Linked DNA regions of Homo sapiens: regions 1, 3, 4, 5 and 6 are each linked to region 2. The links are chromatin contacts, found by Hi-C or POLR2A ChIA-PET in ENCODE. All regions are on one chromosome and are shown on one strand. The core of a region is the stretch at or near the end of the contact, and the rest is flanking DNA. Distances in the headings are between cores, read along the strand shown. Region 1 has its middle 110 kb from the start of GADL1. Region 2 holds the start of STT3B (STT3 oligosaccharyltransferase complex catalytic subunit B). Region 3 overlaps CMTM7 (CKLF like MARVEL transmembrane domain containing 7). Region 4 overlaps CMTM7 (CKLF like MARVEL transmembrane domain containing 7). Region 5 holds the start of CMTM6 (CKLF like MARVEL transmembrane domain containing 6). Region 6 overlaps CMTM8 (CKLF like MARVEL transmembrane domain containing 8).

The links. Hi-C counts contacts between places; a loop is a spot of excess contacts on that map. ChIA-PET counts read pairs that join two places held with the same protein, here RNA polymerase II (POLR2A). Pooled maps may share reads with other maps.
Region 1: a map of endothelial cell of umbilical vein shows a loop between it and region 2 (11-fold over the local background). The contact joins the enhancer-like site here to the promoter of STT3B in region 2. A Hi-C loop is called at or near these places in 1 of 168 maps with a recorded cell type or tissue (endothelial cell of umbilical vein), 2 of 37 single-sample maps with no recorded cell type and 4 of 50 pooled maps. POLR2A ChIA-PET finds 5 or more read pairs at or near these places in 3 of 52 experiments (AG04449, AG04450 and MCF 10A).
Region 3: a pooled map shows a loop between it and region 2 (4-fold over the local background). The contact joins the enhancer-like site here to the promoter of STT3B in region 2. A Hi-C loop is called at or near these places in 5 of 37 single-sample maps with no recorded cell type and 5 of 50 pooled maps.
Region 4: a loop to region 2 is called in a map of OCI-LY7, with 2.9 times the contacts of the local background. The contact joins the enhancer-like site here to the promoter of STT3B in region 2. A Hi-C loop is called at or near these places in 1 of 168 maps with a recorded cell type or tissue (OCI-LY7), 7 of 37 single-sample maps with no recorded cell type and 9 of 50 pooled maps.
Region 5: a map of CD4-positive, alpha-beta memory T cell shows a loop between it and region 2 (5-fold over the local background). The contact joins the promoter of CMTM6 here to the promoter of STT3B in region 2. A Hi-C loop is called at or near these places in 2 of 168 maps with a recorded cell type or tissue (CD4-positive, alpha-beta memory T cell and heart right ventricle), 1 of 37 single-sample maps with no recorded cell type and 11 of 50 pooled maps. POLR2A ChIA-PET finds 5 or more read pairs at or near these places in 2 of 52 experiments (T-cell and activated CD4-positive, alpha-beta memory T cell).
Region 6: a pooled map shows a loop between it and region 2 (3-fold over the local background). The contact joins the enhancer-like site here to the promoter of STT3B in region 2. A Hi-C loop is called at or near these places in 1 of 168 maps with a recorded cell type or tissue (naive thymus-derived CD4-positive, alpha-beta T cell) and 6 of 50 pooled maps. POLR2A ChIA-PET finds 5 or more read pairs at or near these places in 1 of 52 experiments (activated CD4-positive, alpha-beta T cell).

Annotation. Positions count from the first base shown.
Region 1 is chr3:31,003,149-31,005,987 of GRCh38, forward strand. No RefSeq gene overlaps it. Among named protein-coding and RNA genes, the nearest start is that of GADL1, 110 kb to the left of the region's middle. Within about 2 kb of position 1,328, at least 2 of the 41 ENCODE cell types and tissues checked have a DNase peak (open chromatin) inside an H3K27ac peak, as active enhancers do; they include endothelial cell of umbilical vein, where a contact is called at or near this core.
Region 2 is chr3:31,531,624-31,534,491 of GRCh38, forward strand. STT3B (STT3 oligosaccharyltransferase complex catalytic subunit B) reads left to right here and starts at 1,302. Exons shown (of 16, transcript NM_178862.3): 1 at 1,302-1,689. The coding sequence starts at 1,376. RefSeq lists silencers at 625-884, 1,195-1,424, 1,455-1,584, 1,665-1,814 and enhancers at 985-1,124, 1,975-2,034.
Region 3 is chr3:32,413,201-32,416,005 of GRCh38, forward strand. All of the region lies in intron 1 of CMTM7 (CKLF like MARVEL transmembrane domain containing 7), which reads left to right. Among named protein-coding and RNA genes, the nearest start is that of CMTM7, 23 kb to the left of the region's middle. Within about 2 kb of position 1,556, at least 13 of the 41 ENCODE cell types and tissues checked have a DNase peak (open chromatin) inside an H3K27ac peak, as active enhancers do.
Region 4 is chr3:32,437,831-32,440,531 of GRCh38, forward strand. The region is part of intron 1 of CMTM7 (CKLF like MARVEL transmembrane domain containing 7); the gene reads left to right. Among named protein-coding and RNA genes, the nearest start is that of CMTM7, 47 kb to the left of the region's middle. Within about 2 kb of position 1,314, at least 8 of the 41 ENCODE cell types and tissues checked have a DNase peak (open chromatin) inside an H3K27ac peak, as active enhancers do; they include OCI-LY7, where a contact is called at or near this core.
Region 5 is chr3:32,501,446-32,504,145 of GRCh38, forward strand. It overlaps CMTM6 (CKLF like MARVEL transmembrane domain containing 6), which reads right to left and starts at 1,407. Exons shown (of 4, transcript NM_017801.3): 1 at 1,163-1,407. The coding sequence starts at 1,300. RefSeq lists silencers at 1,118-1,347, 1,418-1,507.
Region 6 is chr3:32,295,489-32,298,188 of GRCh38, forward strand. The region is part of intron 1 of CMTM8 (CKLF like MARVEL transmembrane domain containing 8); the gene reads left to right. Among named protein-coding and RNA genes, the nearest start is that of CMTM8, 58 kb to the left of the region's middle. Within about 2 kb of position 1,388, at least 2 of the 41 ENCODE cell types and tissues checked have a DNase peak (open chromatin) inside an H3K27ac peak, as active enhancers do.

The DNA of each region.
Region 1 (2,839 bases), core at 78-2,577, 530 kb before region 2:
TTAACTGTTTGAATTCTAGGGTATAGACCACAGGTACAGAATAAAATATTTTTTAATTTATTGAACACCAGCAATGTGGTCAGTATTGGACACATTTTGATACCATTCATGACTGCCTTGTTATCTAAACAAGCAGAAACAATCTTACCCAGAAGAGAAAGACAGGTGCCAATCAGCAGAAGACAGGAAAGTATTGTTTTATTTTCGTGGTGTTACACAAAGCCGACCAGATAGAGAGAGATGGAGTGAGGGGAGAGGAGGAGATGTAAGGAATTGGCTCACACAACTGTAGAGGCTGGCAAGTCCAAAATTTGAGGGGTATGTTAGGTCAGCAGGCTAGAGACCCAGGGAAGAATTGATGTTGCAGTTTGAGTCCAAAGGCCATCTGCTAGCAGAATTTCCTCTTTCTCAGGAATATCAGTCTTTTCCTTAATGTCTTCAACTGATTGGATGAGAATTACCTACCGGATGAAGGGTAATCAACTTTACTCATGGTCTACTGACGTATATGTTAATTTCATCTAAAAAAAATACCTTCATGCAACATCCAGATATGTTTGGCCAAAGTGCCATGGCCTAGTCCAGTTGACACAAAAAATTAGCCATCACAGTTGCCTTACCAATATTTGATATACTGTGACATTTTTCATTCAATTCTGTTCTACTCCGAAAAATTTTTTAAATGATGATCACAAACTAGTGGATTGATTTCATGACTTGCTCCAAGAATGCAGCTTTAAAATCTGAAAAATATTGGTCTAGAAACCTGTCTAAAAGAGGCTCATTAACTTTCTTGTGCAACACTGGAGGCAGGAGCAGCAAAAATGTCCTCTTGCACTCAGGAGGTACAGGGGAGTGGAGGATCTAAAAGCCCAAAATGGAGTGGCAGAATGTGTCCATTGAGCCTGAGAGTGGCAAGTATATAGTTCCAAAAGTTAATGATTTGAAGAAGTCTTATATTCGGGAAGAAAGAAAGACAGAAGTGAAACCATAGACTAGTAACTGCAGACTAGACAGAAACAAGGAAACCTCCATGGACATAGCATACAGATAATGGCATCAAGGACAGCATCACCAGATGTTTCCTTGACAGCATAACATAATGTAACTACTCCCAATTCAGACAATTCCACGGATAGAAGAATAGCATTGCAAAAATGACTGGAATTCATTCCTACCAAACAGTGGACTAGGAATTTGACATAGCAGTGTTTAGTCATCTATTGTTACATGAATAACCATCCCAAACTACTGGTTTAAAACAACATCAATTATTTTACTCTTACCCCGTACATTTCTGGAGCTTGACTGAACTCAGCAAGATTGTTTTCACTCAGCTCTCTTGTGCAGTTGCAGGCAGACAGTGGCTGGGGCTAAGTTGTCTGATGGCTGGCTTACTCATATGACTGGTGCCTGGCCTGGAAAATACCAACAGCTGGGGCTCCTTCAGCAGATCTCTATCTCCATGTAATAGAGAAGCTTCATGATAGCTAGAGTGAGAGATCCAGGCAGAAGCTGTTCTGCTCTTAGGACTTTGGCTGAGAAGTCACACAGCATTACTTCTGCCATAATCTAATAGCTGAGGCAGTCACAAAAGCCTGACTAGTCTCACGAGCAGGAGACAGAGACTTGACTTCTTGATGAAGAAAGTGCAAGTTCTGGTACATCACATAGAACCAGAAACATTCTTGCAGCCATTTTTGGCAAAAAAAAAAAAAAAAAAAAAAAAAAAAAAAAAAAAAATCTGTTCAAAAAAGTTCACTTAGAGGAAAGTTAAATGAATTTCTTGCCTATTCAAGTCAATGCACGGAAATTTATACCTAACAAACGGTAACGATTTGAGACTCATTCACCATACAAGGATCGGGAACCACAGATGCAGCCCAATGTCCTCATTTTACAACTGAGGACACTAAGACATAAACAAGGTCAGTGACTTGTACAGCGTCTCACAGAGAGTCAGTGTCAGAGCAAGCCTAGATCCCAGGTCTTTGAGACCCACCTTAATTCCCTTCCTAGCCTCTTTCTCTCTAGTCTTTCCACTGACCTTCACGTGCTCATTTACGAACAGAGCTGAGTGGGCGAGGACACATAGAGTTCTTGCTCTTAAGTACCTGATGGCAGTAGAAGTATTTGCCAACAAGGGCCACACTGAATTCAGGCATGGAATAAAAGGAAACACCACAAGGTTTCCCAGATGTGAAGAGGGCGAGGACTTCCCAAGCAATGACGTTCTAAACATGGCAGGCAGACTCACCCATCAGAACAGACACTAGCCATAAACAACCAGTAAGATAGTACCCATGTGTCCCAAGTGGATATCACCTTTGCCCCCTCTCTGACCAAGGTAAAAAGATGTTTTCCTCGTTTGTTTTATTTTTAATTTTTTTTTATTTGTTATATATATTTTAAGACAGTGTTTCACTCTGTCACCCAGGCTAGAGTACAGAGGCATGATCATGGTTCACTGCAGCCTTCACCTCCCAGGCTCAAGCAATCCTCCCATTTCAGCCTGCCAAGTAGCTTGAACTACGGGAACGCACCACCACGCCTGGCTAACTTTTGTATTATTTTGTAGACATTGGGTGTTGCAATGTTGCCCAGATGGGTCTCGAACTTCTTGGGTCAAGTGATCTGCCTGCCTTAGCCTCCCAGAGTACTGAGATTACAGACATGGGCTACCATGCCTGGCCTAATTTCTTCTGTTTAAATCCAAGACTATTCATAGCTTTGTGGTACAAATTTCAGGTTGCAAATTCATTTGTTCTAGGGGAAAATGAAATAGGATTTTCTAAGTGCTAGCAAAAATAATGTTGAAGTTTCTCCTTAAATACTTTTT
Region 2 (2,868 bases), core at 52-2,551:
GGAAAGGAATTATAAAAATACAAGGTAGACGTGCACAAGAACCTTCGTTCTATTATTATTTAGTAAAGTGAGAACTGGAAACAGCTTAACGTCCAGGGTAAGTTAGTTTCACTCACTCGACGGAATGTATGCAGCCGTTAATGTATTTCTGCATTTTCCCATATTTCCAGTGAACATACAGTACTTTCGCAATTCGGAGTACAAACGAAAAAGGGCGAGAGAAGGTCGCATTTTGCCTGCCGGAGCTAGGGGCGCGCTTGCCGGTTCCAACGAGTTTTCGGTGTCGGAAAACTTGTCTTTGCTCACATTCTCGGATTCCCGCGGCCGCAGAAGCCGGAGGCGGGACGTGAAGGGCAATGAGCAAGGTAGGCTGTGTCACTGCCGCCGCGGGCTCACTCGCAGCGCCAGCCGAGGAGCGCCACGGGCTGCTGAACCCCTCGGCCCGACCCACGCGCCGAGGGCTAGGATAATGCGCCTGCGCGGCCGTCACGTGGTGAGGGCTCCGCGCAAAGCGGGTTAAAAGTCACGACCGCGGAGAGCCCGCGAGCGTCCTGCTGGTCGGTGCGGCGCTTTCCGCGTCCTTTAAGACGAGTTTGACCGAGGCCGCTCCGCAGTTCCCGCCCCTCGGCCCAGCTCAGCTCCATGAACCTAGCGGAGCCGCCTAGTACCCTTTCTCGCCGACCGCACAGGCGCGCGAAACCGCGTCTTTCAACTGACAATGAAGCCGTAGCCGCGCAGCTCGGCCACTCCGGGCGAATCGGCGCGAGGCCGGGATGGTGGGGGGGAGGGGGAGACGGTTGGGTCAAGCTCCGCCCCAGCTCGCGCCCCTATTGGTGGGCGCAGCGGTTCTGGGCCCGCCCCCTAACGGACCTGTCGCTTTGTGACAGGCGGAGGGGCCAGTTCCTGTCGGGCCGGAGGCGGAGTCAGAGGTTGCTTGAGCTCCGCCCGGACTCCAGGGGGCTCCTCCCCCTGCTCCTTTCGGCTGGGCGGGCGGCGGGCTAGAGAGGGAATGTCATTGCTTCTCAGAGCCGTGGTGCCGCCTCCGTCTGCTGCTTCTTTCCTGGCGCCCTCGTCCCGTCGGCTTTCGCCGCCGCCGCCGCAGCTGCACTGGGGATACGGATGGCTAGTGGGGCGCCGGGGCCATCTGGGTTGAGAGAGCGGCGATTGCGGCCGCTGCTGAGGCGGAGACTCCCCGCCGCCGCTTCCTCCACCCCCAGTCCGCCGGCCTCGCGGCGCTGAGGGCGGGAGCGCGCAGAGCTCTTCCCTCCTCCTTTTTCTTCCTCCTCCTCCTCCTCCTCCGGGTCCCCGCCCAGCACCCCTCGCACCAGGCGGCGGCGGCGGAGGAGGAGAGCTAGACCCGCCGCCGGGGCACAACATGGCGGAGCCCTCGGCCCCGGAGAGCAAGCACAAGTCGTCCCTCAACTCGTCCCCGTGGAGTGGCCTCATGGCCCTGGGAAACAGCCGGCACGGCCACCACGGGCCCGGGGCCCAGTGCGCGCACAAGGCGGCGGGCGGCGCGGCGCCGCCGAAGCCGGCCCCGGCGGGGCTGTCCGGGGGGCTGTCGCAGCCGGCTGGGTGGCAGTCGCTTCTCTCCTTCACCATCCTCTTCCTGGCCTGGCTTGCCGGCTTCAGCTCGCGCCTCTTCGCCGTCATCCGCTTCGAAAGCATCATCCACGAGTTCGACCCGTGGTAAGTGCCTCGCCGCCCCTCCCCCGCCCGTGGCCCGCGGGGAACCGGGACCCGCTCCTCCGCCCGCCGCAGCTCTCCTCGACTTGGCCCCGCGCCGCCGCGGAGCCCCGCTCGCGTCCTGGCTGAGGCCGGCGCGGATCCCGGAGCTCCGGGCGCGCCCCCTGCCCGTGGGCGAAGTTTGCCCCGTGCAGCCTGAGGCGGGGCGTCGGGGTCCAGGAGCGAAACCTTGATTCTCGGCCGGGCTAGTGTGAAGACTGCCAGGAGTGTGGATGCAGCCGCCGGGAGTGTGGGTGCAGCCGCCGGGAGTGTGGGTGCAGTCCCTCGCAGCCCGCTTTGGTCGCTGAGTCCGGACCCGCCACGCCAGGAGGCGGCAGGTAGCTCCTCCGCGGACTGTCGGTCGATTCCCCGCCCTCCTCGCCCGCTGCTTTCGCGTTCTTTCATATTTGCGGGCGCGTTTTTGCTAGTTCAGACGGAATCGGCCAGGGGGGCTGCCCTGTTGCCGCTGGAGGTGGGTCCAGATGTGCCGGAACCCCGGCTGCTCACCCTTGCAGTTTTACGCTTTTACTGTTTCTTTTTATGCTCTCATGATACGAGAAGGGAAAAGGAGAGTGAATGGCGTGTTGGAGGGAAGGAAATAATACCCCTGAAAGTGATCTGAAAGCTAGCTACTCTTATTTATTTATCATTAGGTATTTTAAAGAGTGGCTTTTTTTCAGAGCTCTTAAGTGCACTCAGCACCTTACTGTTTCACTATCGTCTTGGGTTGCTTTTTAGAACAAGATCCTTACCCTGTTAGCCACTGTCACCCTTAGTGTGTTATGCACAGTATCTGAAAGCATTGCATTAGTTCCTTTATTGGTCTGCAGGAAGGTTTGTGGATAAGAGCAAACAGTACCACGGTGATGGGAGTCCTAGATTGTAATACCGAAGTTGCACATGGTGTAAGGGACTGACCTGAATGTTTTAGGAAATTACCCCACTCTTAACAACACTAGCTAACTTAGACACTACATTGGTCTGTGAATTATCTAGATGGAAAGATTGCTTTAACTTTTTTTTCGCAACTTGCCCAACCCGAGTTAGGATTTTTCCCCCTGAGTTAGGATTTTCCCCTCTGAGAGTATGCCTTTTAAACTAGTGTTATCTTATTGACCTGTCAACCTTGAGTTAATCTTACTT
Region 3 (2,805 bases), core at 306-2,805, 880 kb after region 2:
TTGGTCATTTACCAAAAAGAAATGGCCAATCGCTGTTTTACGGTATGCAGTAGAGTTTTCTTTTGACTTAGATTATTTTCCTTAAGATAAATTCTGAGAGATGGATATTTATTCACAGGATATATAACTTAGTTTGTTGATTTCAAAATAACCTCTATTTGTAACATGATTATGACCTTAAAGACAGTGACATATCAGAACAAATGAATTAGCTGATTCATTGATACATTCATTTATTAACTGTTATAAGATTAGAGTGATTAGAAGATATTATTAACACACCTTTGGTCCATTTCATTTGTACTCAGAGGTAACTAATCTTCATCTCCATTATAACTCCTCTAATAGCACCCAGTTCTTTTCATTCACAGTGTTTCTCATAGTTTTAGATTTTTTTATTAGTGCAACACTAGCTGCTGTAACAAATAACTCTCAAATGTTACTGGTTTGACACGATAGCTTTCTCCCTCAGCCATTTAGGAACCCCAGCATGGGGGTTCCTGGTCAGTAGGCAGCTTTTTTCCTATGTGGCTATTCAAGTTTGGGCCAAGATTTTTCTATTCTTTTTAAACTACTTTTTTGGGGAAAGAGCCCACTTAAACAGTTGCAGTGGCCATACTGGTGTGTGCCCAAATATCCCCTTTATTGCTGAGGCATTCATCCGCCGCAGGTTCCAAGAATGTGGCCTGCTGAGTCCCTCCCCACAAATTGATGTCCACCAAAGGGACTCGCCTCACCCAAGATGATGCCTAACCTCTCCCTGGGGGCAGCCTGTATCCAGTGGTCAGTGGAGAGTCAGGAAGGCCTGGTCTGCTTGCTTCAACAGAGAAAACTCTGAAGAGCGGTCCTAGCTTCAGTGCTCCTCGGAGTATCAGCCAAGGCCTTTGTTATGACTGCTCAAATCCTCCCTCCACCTGGTCCTGTCTTGCTTACTCTCCCACTGTAATCTCTTGGAGAGCACTCCCCAGTTAACTTTTTGCATGCAAATCTCTTTCTCAGAGTCTATTTCCAGGGAATTCCACCACCCCAGGACCAAATGACCAAGCTACATTTTCTTGGTTCAGTTTTCATTCTCCACGTTCCACTGACGTTGAAAATTTGCACCTTCTTTACCGCTGTATTTCAGCACTGCGTTCACAGCTTCTGTTTGGTGCAAGTCTCTGCTCGTCCCCTCATCTTTGACATTTCTTACTAAGGCTCCTTTTATTGCCTCATTACTTTAGGAAGAGGTGAAGTACAAATTACCAAGATAATAAATATTCAAATTGCACAGACCATCTGCCCCTGAACAGATGTCCACTCTAAGTCAATGTCAATCTCCATCCCTGGGGCAAGGGGAGAGGTGAAGAAACTTTACCATTGAAGCTTCATGGGAGGAAAAGGGATGCTGGGGAAGTGTGGCTTCTCTTGAGTTTCTGATTCATACACAGGAAGAGATTCCTTCCAGAAAATTTAGCTAAGGAAGAGGAAATGATAACCCAAGAATGTTATGATATGGAGCCTGCCAATTCTTTACGACAACGGAAGTGCTGCAGGGACCCAGTGAGAGTTTTACTTTTGCATTTAGCTCTTGTGGGCAGAGCATGTGATGCATGCCAGGAACTGTGCGTAGTGCTTTTCAGGTATTGGAAGAGCTCTCTAAGTGGGGTACTATTTGTCACCTCCACTTTCCAGGTGGAAAACAGGCCCTGGGAGGTTACATAGCCTTTCCAGGTTACACAGCTAAGAGGCAATGGGAATTTGACCCCAGAACTGTTTGACTCCAAAGCCAAGCTCTTAATCTGTATTGTCTTGCCTCTCTTCTGTAGAGGCCAAGGTTGTCCACAGTCTAGCCCAGGGACCAGCCAAAGTACTTTAGCTGGGGATGGAAGTAAACCTGTTCAAAACGCAGATTCCTGGGCCCCAGCTCAGACCCACTGGATTAAAAACTCCTCTGGCTGACGAGATCACGCCACTGCACTCCAGCCTGGGTGACAGAGCAAGACTCTGTCTCAAAATAATAATAATAATAATAATAAACTTTGGCTGAGGGGCCCAGGGACCTGCATTTTAACGCATCCCCTTGTGGATACACTCTCTAAAGGATGAGAATGTCAAGTAGTGACTTTCTCACTGCCATACAGATCACAGGCCACCTTCATAACTTCCCTTGCCTTGTGTCAAGCAAACCAGCAGGGACCTGAGACCATCAGCACCTTTGTGACACCTGCAGGTCGTCTTCCACTGTCATGCTGCCTTTTCAGTAGGCCCTCCCGTTGGGATTAAGTACTTTCTTTCATGCTACTCTTCATCTCCTGATAAGGGAGGGAAACTGAGGCAGTGGAACTGCTGGATTCCTACTCCTCAGTGAAATCTTGGGTACATCACCTGCCTTCTCTATGCCTCAGTTCCCTCTTCCGTGAGATGGGGGTGATAATATTACCTGCTCAGGGTTACTGTGCAGATCTTCTCTGAAGTATTTAAGCTCTGAGTGAATGTTAGTTATTTTTTTATTACCTCCTTTCAGTAGTCTAGTGAGATCTTTAATCTTTTCTCCAGAAGTTAGCTGGGTCTGTTCTTGCTATTCCATATTCATAATATTTTCTACAAGGTCTTCATTTCCTTTTTCCCTTTGCACATCTCCAACTTGCCTCTGCAAATCTATGCTAGTCCCTTTGATAAGAATATTAGATTAGCACAGGTCTGTGTCTGCATGAGGAGAGAGCCCACTTGGTCTTTGTCCAAGGTTTCTCAGACGTTTCATTTTGTATTTAGCTGTCATCTGTAGAGCATGTCATACATGCCAGGCCTGTGTTTTTGACTTAG
Region 4 (2,701 bases), core at 64-2,563, 910 kb after region 2:
CAGTGAGCTGAGATGTTGCCACTGCACTCCTGCCTAGCGACAGAGTGAGACTCCATCTCAAAAAAATAAAATAAATAAAATAAACCCCTGGACATTTATGTTAGATATTTTATTTTTATGACAGTTCAATATAAAAGAACAAACCGTTACGAGAGGAGCTAGAAGGCACCTTAAGAGGCAAGTGAACCCTTTGGACAGCATCACTTTGAAGTTACTCTACACAGAAACATCTGTCTTCCAGGAGCCTCCCAGCTGCTTCACTCCGTCCTGAAGTCAGAACCCCTACCTCCAGTCCTCTCTGAATTCAGGCGTGTTTGTGCATTTGCTTTTCTAACTGGGAACACGAAGACACCTGAGAGGGTTGGAGCTGGCGGGAGGAGGGCAGGGATAAACACCCCAGCGCCTTTTCCCCACTATTGTCTTGTTCTTTCTTCCACTTCACCTTTGCTTTCTTTTTTAACTTGTATATTAAGTTCAGGGGTACTTGTGTAGGTTTCTTATATGGTAAACTTGTGTCATGGGAGGGGGTTGTTGTACAGATTATTTTGTCACCCAGGAATTAAGCTTCTAAATAATTCAGGGGGCCCCAGCATTTGCAGAAGTTACCTACTGGCTTTAGAAGAATTTCTGAAAAGTTTGATGTCAGTCAAATCTTTTTTTTTTTTTTAACTTAATATGCTGGCTAAGATGCTGGCTATTTAAAGTTGGAATGAATGAATCCCTGGGCAAAAAGGAAGCTTTTAGGAGCACGCATAAGCACACACCATACTCTGGCTAAATTAGATTTTCTAAAATTGGGCTTTCCTAAAGAAAGTCATATGGTAGATGGCCATAGGCCCAGTGAACCGAATTCAGAAAGTGTTATTTCATGAGCAAGTTTCCCAGAAAGGTTCGAGATGTTTCTGATAGAGCAGGAATGTACTTCCTACTACACAGTACTCAGCCCTGGAGGCTCAGAGCAGGAAGACCTGACCTGCACAGGCCCCTTTTGTTGGCTGGGAAACTTCCACATCCCTGTGTCACCATGAAAAAGAGCTAACTTTGTCTTCAACGACGAGTTGGAAAATTATTTTAATCTCTGCATTAAACTAGATGCAAAATTGCCTCTCTACCTAGGAATCACGCTGCATAATCCCACATTATCTGCATTTTCAGTCATGCCTTGAATAATGATACTTGAGTTCTTGAGGAGGTCATTGTGGGGCTGGGAAGACCCCTAGACTTCCCCATGTAGATGTGGCCTGGAAGTAAGACTAACGTAGCAGCAAAGCCCTGGCGATCATGCACACTCCTGAGTAAGGCAGAGGTGTGAATCATTATATCACCATGGCTGGCTAGCTTCAGAGGAACCGAAAAAATGAAAACACTTGCGTTGCTCATTAGCAAAGGGAAATACACAAATGTTGAGGGACTCTTTGTGTCACAGCCACACTCTTCTGTTTCGATCTGGTAAGCAGAGCACTCTCCATACCTGCTTCAAGCTTCCAGCTGAGAGTTCTCTTTTAGCTGTTGTACCTATTGCTGAGGATCTTGATAGTGGGCTAGCAACAAGGGGCTTTAGAAAATAAGAGCATTTCAGCATCAACTGTTTTAACTGGAGTAAGATCCATTTTGTGATTTGATTTGATTTTTATTTTTTTAGAGACAGACTTTCACTCTGTCTTGCAGGCTGGAGTGCAGTGACGTGATAATAGCTCACTGCAACCTCAACCTCCTAGGCTCAATTGATCCTCCCACCTCAGCCTCCCAAGTTGCTGAGACCACAGGTGCATGCCACCACGCCCAGCTAGTTTTTGTATTTTTTGTAGAGACAGGGTCTTGCTTGTTGCCCAGGCTGGTCTCAAACTCCTGGCTTCAGGTGATCCACCCGCCTTGGCCTCCCAAAGTGCTGGGATTGCAGGCGTGAGCCTGGGATGCCAGGCATGCACCAGGCCCCATTTTGTGATTTAATTCTCATTGTAGACTGACATTTTCTATAGCAGAATTTTTCAACAGTAGTACTGTAGTTGAGGGGCCACATTTGGGGCTGGAGATGGGTAACTCTTTACTATGGGAGCTCTCCTATTTATTGCAGGGTGCTTAGCAGCACCCTGGGCCTCTACCCACTAAATGCCAGTAGCAACCCCCATCCCCGCAAATTGTGTAAACCAAAAATATATACACACATTGCCAAATGTCCCATAGGACACAAAATCATATACCCATACGCTAACACACCCATACACTAACACCACACGCATACACACACACACACACACACACACACACACACACACTTTAAGACTCGCTGCTCTGGCCAGGCGTGGTGGCTCACACCTGTAATCACAGCACTTTGGGGAGCTGGGGCAGGCAGATTACTTGAGTTCAGGAGTTTAAGACCAGTCTGGCCAACATGGTGGAACCCCCTCTCTACTAAAAATGCAAAAATTAGCTGGGCATGGTGGTGCATACCTGTAGTCCCAGCTACTCTGGAGGCTGAGGCAAGAGAATCGCTTGAATCTCGTAGGCAGAGTTGCAGTGAGCCAAGATCATGCTACTGCACTCCAGCCTGGGCAACAGAGTGAGACTCCATCTCAAAAAAAAAAGAATCACTCCTCCATAGGAGAGAGGCAGTGTATAAAATAATCTTTTTTCTAAATTGGTTGTGCATTTTAAATAGATTCCTGGCTGGAAACAATGGCTTACGTCCATAATCCCAGCA
Region 5 (2,700 bases), core at 157-2,656, 970 kb after region 2:
GAGACTGGGAGAAAGATAAGGCCAGATCCTACTGGGTTCCATAGGCCACATTATCACTTGCTTTCAAATGATTTCCCAGTCATCAGCAGATGTGATCATTTTGATCGCTAAACAGCAGTGCCGATTTTCCGACTTCTGTTTTTCTATTCAATAAAAGTAGGTCACTAGAGTTCTAAGAATTTAACTTCGGGTCATTTGAGTTGTAAGAATTTAAGTTCTTTCCAAGGAAACCAATGAGCTAATTTTTACTTAGAATGGTTAAAAAACAAAACAAAGTAAGACAAAACTCATAAACATCATAAGCATTCGGATTTTTCCTAAACTGGTTCTATTGCAGAAATAGAACCTAAACTGTTTCTATTTTTCCTAAACTGGTTCAACCATCAGTGGTTGGAACAGTACATAGGAGCCAACACGACTGTAAAGTGAATAATTTAAATCTCAAAGATGCTTTGATGTTTTCACGAACAGGTTTATGGTACTTCAACTGCTTAAAATAAACTCAATAAAATGGAAAGATGCATACCATGTCCTAGTTCAGCTATCCGCACATACTTACAAAAAGCTGTCCTTTTGACTTTCCACTTAGAACCCATATTGCTCAATTTTGAAATAATTCTTTTCCAGTCAATATAAAACTTTTAGAAGACAATTTACCGGACACACATACACACACATCTCAATGCCACGCGTGGTATCGCAGGACTTTGTCCAGCAAGTTAAACTGCCCCCATGGGCTCGCAGCAGGAAAACCGCAAGAGCCAGAGAAAGATAAACAGCGCTTCACAGTCTAAATACAGGCACTGTGGGCGATAATGCAGGGTAGCAGCAGAGAGAAGAGAGGAAAGTCGCCATAGAGGATGAGTGAAAGATGTTGAAGTGGCTGACTTGGGTCTCCGACGCATTTCCTGAGCCCGCCTAACAGGCTGGGTGGCCCCAGTTCGTGGGATCCCGATGGGGAGAGCCTTGGGACTGAGGGGCCGCCCGGCGGAAGGGCGGAGGGTAACGCCCCCTTCCCCAGGCTGAGAGGGAAGGAACTAGAGGTGTGGAAACCTCCTTTTACTGAACAACCAAGCTGAAACGAAGGAGCTCGGCGGCCTCCCAAGCCCGGGCCAGACCCCGCTCCCCAGCCCGGGCTCGCCCTCCCTGACCGCGGACTCACCAGCTGCAAGCCCTTGAGAACGCGCCGGAGCAATGGGAGCCGGCCCATGAAAAAGTAGGCAGCGAGGCCGCTCCGGGGGCCTCTGGCGGGGCCCGGGTCCTCCTCCGTAGTGGGGCTGTACACCGCTCCGTTCTCCATCGCCTCGGGCCGGGGAGCGCGGCGGCCGCAGCAACCGCGCCGTTGACTTCTCGGACTCCAGAAGTCCCCGGTAGCCGGGAGGCGGCCGTCACTTCCTGGGCCTTCTCCCCGGCTTCCGCCTGACTCCGCCCCTTCCCGCCCCCGCCCTTGGCCCGCCCCGCCCCCTCTCAGCAAATTTGCTTGTTAGCTGTTGGGATTCTTCCGACTTTCATCCAAGAATTGAGTTCTTTCTGTGAGCCTTTGATGGATTTCTCACCTCCCTCCATCTTTCATCCTCCTGACATTCATTCACTTAGTATTTTTGCGTACTTTCGGTGTGCAGTGAACCCCGTTCTAGGTACTTGGGTGACAGCCAAGTACTACCCAAAATCACAGGATCCCTAGTAACAGAGACAGACAATAAACAAGAAAACAGATGGATAGCAATTTCAGATAGTGATAAGTGACGTGAAAATATGATACGAAAATAATGGATTCAGCATTTCTGGTGGCTTGATAAATTTATTAAAAAAAAAAAGAAGATGGAGGAGGAGGAGAAGAGGAAGGAGAAGGAAAAAAGGATGGAGAATTGGGTGCTCTACTTAAATGGCCACTACTAAACTGAGTGGTCAGGAAAGGCCTCTCTGAGGACCATGATCTTTGAATTGAATGAGACTCAAAGTGTGAGAAGCCAGGCTTGTAAAGTTCTGGGGAGAGCCTTTCACGAAAGTGCAAATGTCCCGAGGACCAAATGAGTTTGACTCAATCTGAAGCCCAAAGGCCTGTGTCGCTAGGAATAAGTACGGGAGGAAAGGAGATGTTGGAGATGTAGGCAAAGGCCAGATAATGTGGAGGCCTTGCAGACCAAGGGAAGAATTCGTATTTCATTTGAAGTACAATGAGTTGTCTGTAAGGACTTTCAGAATCGCTCCCTCCCGCGTCTCCCGAAATTCCATTTAGGCTCACTTTTCAAAATCATTTCCTTTTTCTCTTTCTTGGTCACCAACTGCTACAGTCACATATGTTAATTTTGTGTGAACTTGTCAAGGAATGTAATTATATTTTAGCAACTGAAGTTGATTGAGTTACAGGATGTTCACAACAATATAAAGTAGGTTCGACAGTATAAAGTCGGTTACATTCATTTTCAAATGAGAAAACTGAGGCCAAGAGGCTGAAATCATATCCAAGGTCAAACAGCCAGGAGCAGCTGGAATGCAGGCCTAAGCAGTCTGACTCGAAACCTTGCTGCTAAACGCTAACCCAGAAAACGTCAGCTTCTAACTCATCTCTCCATTGGAGTCTCAAAACCCATGGAAGAGAGAAGGGGTTTCTGCTGCCATCAGCTGCTACATCTTCTCCGTGGCCCCAAACCTCCCTTTCTTCTTCCAGTAACAAACAAAAGCTCCCATTCAAATGAA
Region 6 (2,700 bases), core at 138-2,637, 760 kb after region 2:
CAGCGGAAAGAGAAAATCCCTGTCTTTGTGGAGCTTGCATTCAATTAGGGTGATAGACACCCAATGAATAGAAGTAAATGATTCAGTAGTAAGCATAGATCCAACTATTGTATATCATTTTGTTAAGTTGAGGAACTGTAAGTTCCTTGGGGGCAGGAAGGATGACTGCCCTTCATGGAACCTCTTCAGAGCCTAGTATGATGGAGGAAACCCATACCCACATCTATTAATGTCTCCCCTCTGCTTAAACCCCTAGCAGCTCCTCATGGCCTCCGGGCTATGGTTCAGACTCCTTTCCTGGACTGCAAGGCCCTGTGTGATCCGGGGCCTGCCTTTCTATCTGGCTTTGTTTGTTGCCTGGATATCTATCCACCCTACGTTCCAGCTCCACTGGACCTCCAGTTCCTAAAATGTTCCATGCTGTCTCATCTCTGCTTTATTCTACCTGTTATTCCACTTGCCTGTAATGGTTTCCATGCCCACCTCACCTGGCTAATATCTATATATCCTTTAAATCCTTTTGTTCTGTCTTGGATGTCACTGTCTTCAGGAAACCATCCTTGATTTTCCCACCTCTCAGTCTGTGTTGTGTGCCCCTCCAGCTCTGTGCTCAGTAACAATCAGGACTTCTTTGCTTCAGCCTTTTATTTTTTATTTTTTTTTAAATAAAGATGAGGTCTCACTATGTTGCCCAGGCTGGTCTTGAATTCCTGAGCTCAAGTGATCCTCCCACCTCGGCCTCCCAAAGTGCTGGGATTACAGGCATGAGCTACCACACCTGACCCAGACTTCTACAGCATTATAGGGTAATTGCTGGTTTACTTGTCTGAATCTCCCTAATTGTTCAGCCCCCTCCGGAGTAGGCTTGTCTCTCCCATCTGGTGGTATGTATCTGCAATGAGTACCTGGCACAATGAGTTATGGCTAGACAGATGGATAGTTGAAGCGTAGAATAGGAAGTGGATACATGTTCTGACTTGGCTCTCCTCACTGGGGCCAGCCCAGTCGGAACCTGTTTTCCTTTGTAGGAATCTTGTTTCCCTTTGCCACTCCCTTGAGGCAAGCAACAGGTCCTGCTTCTGGTCCATCACAGGTCTGATGACCCTGGAATGATCACTTACCATTCTGGGGCATTTATTAAATGACCCACTGGGGCTGCAGGATTGCTTAAGTGCAAGAGCTCTGTTGATGTATTCCACAGGAATGGCACCCCTTAGGGTTGTGTAATGTGCCCATGTTGCATTAGATGTTCCATCCAGATCTGAGGTTCCATGGGTGGGGGCCTCCTGCCTCTCTCACCCAGGTTTTCCTCGGGAAGAGCAGTGCCTAATTAAAACCACAAAGGGAAAAACCAGGGCGGCAGACTGTGTGTTATTGTGGCTGATGATGCTTGACATGGCCAGTAGAGGGCAGCAGAGCCGTCCACCATGACCTCCACATTTTCGTTATTGTAAATAAGGGATCCTGAGGATGCCTTCTCCACTCCCTCCCCGTGTGTTTGCTCTCATAGGATGGTTGTTTTTCTGGAAGGTTTGTGGTCTAGCCATTGAACAGAGAGAAAAACATCCCCTTAGGATGTGTTGATGCAAAAAGATGATTTTAGAAAAATTGCCCTCTGGGTTCAAAGAAAGATTACATCATTTCCTCACCTTGAATGTACACAGTCTAGGGATATCTAAACTTTATTTTTTTAATTTATTTATTTTTGAGATGGAGTTTCACTCTTGTTGCCCAGGCTGGAGTGCAGTGGTACAATCTCGGCTCACTGCAACCTCCACCTCCTGGGTTCAAGTGATTCTCCTGCCTCAGCCTCCCAAGTAGCTGGGATTACAGGCGCCCGCCACTGCACCCAGCTAATTTTTGCATTTTTTAGTAGAGGTGGGGTTTCACCATGTTAGCCAGGTTGGTCTCCAACTCCTGACCTCAGGTGATCCACCCACCTATGCCTCCCGAAGTGTTGGGATTACAGGCGTGAGCCACCGTGCCTGGCCTGTACCTAAACTTTTGATGAGGCTATTCTTATCTGTGAACCAACATTTGTGACTAAAGCTCACCTTGGGGAATACAGTGGTAACCTTGCACAGAGAATGCTGTGGCTAGCAGCAGCCCCGTCTGGGGTGGCGCAGACACTCCAGGCTGCTTTGTCTGTCTGAAATCCCAGCAGTGTCATCACAGCATCTTGTGCAAAACATTGATGGTGAAAGATAACAATTTCTTCTATTGCTCACCAGCCTCATTTGGAAAGTTAATTACCAGCTTGTGGAAGTTAAGGAAAGACAAGTTCTTAAACTCAGGGGGATTTGGCATTTTAAAATACAGGTCTGTGGGTGGGAAAATAAGGTTTGTGTGTGGGAAGGATTTGGGAAAATGGACTGAGTGTTAATTTAAGGACTTGAAGTGTTTATGAGGGAACCCTGGATAAGAATAACATTTTAAAAATTGGAGATGATGAGAAACTCAAGCACCAAGGTAAAGAAGTCTGGCTTGTGTTCTTCAACTGGTTTCATGGTCATCAGCAGCAGCCATTGCTCAGAACTCCAACAAAAGCTCTCTAATCTCTTAACTAAAAACTTTTTTTTTTTTTTTGGTTGGGGGTGGGGGGCAGTGGCTGGAGTCTCGTTCTGTCGCTGAGGCTGGAGTGCAGTGGCACAATCTGGGCTCACTGCAACCTCTGCCTCCCAGGTTCAAGCAATTCTATCT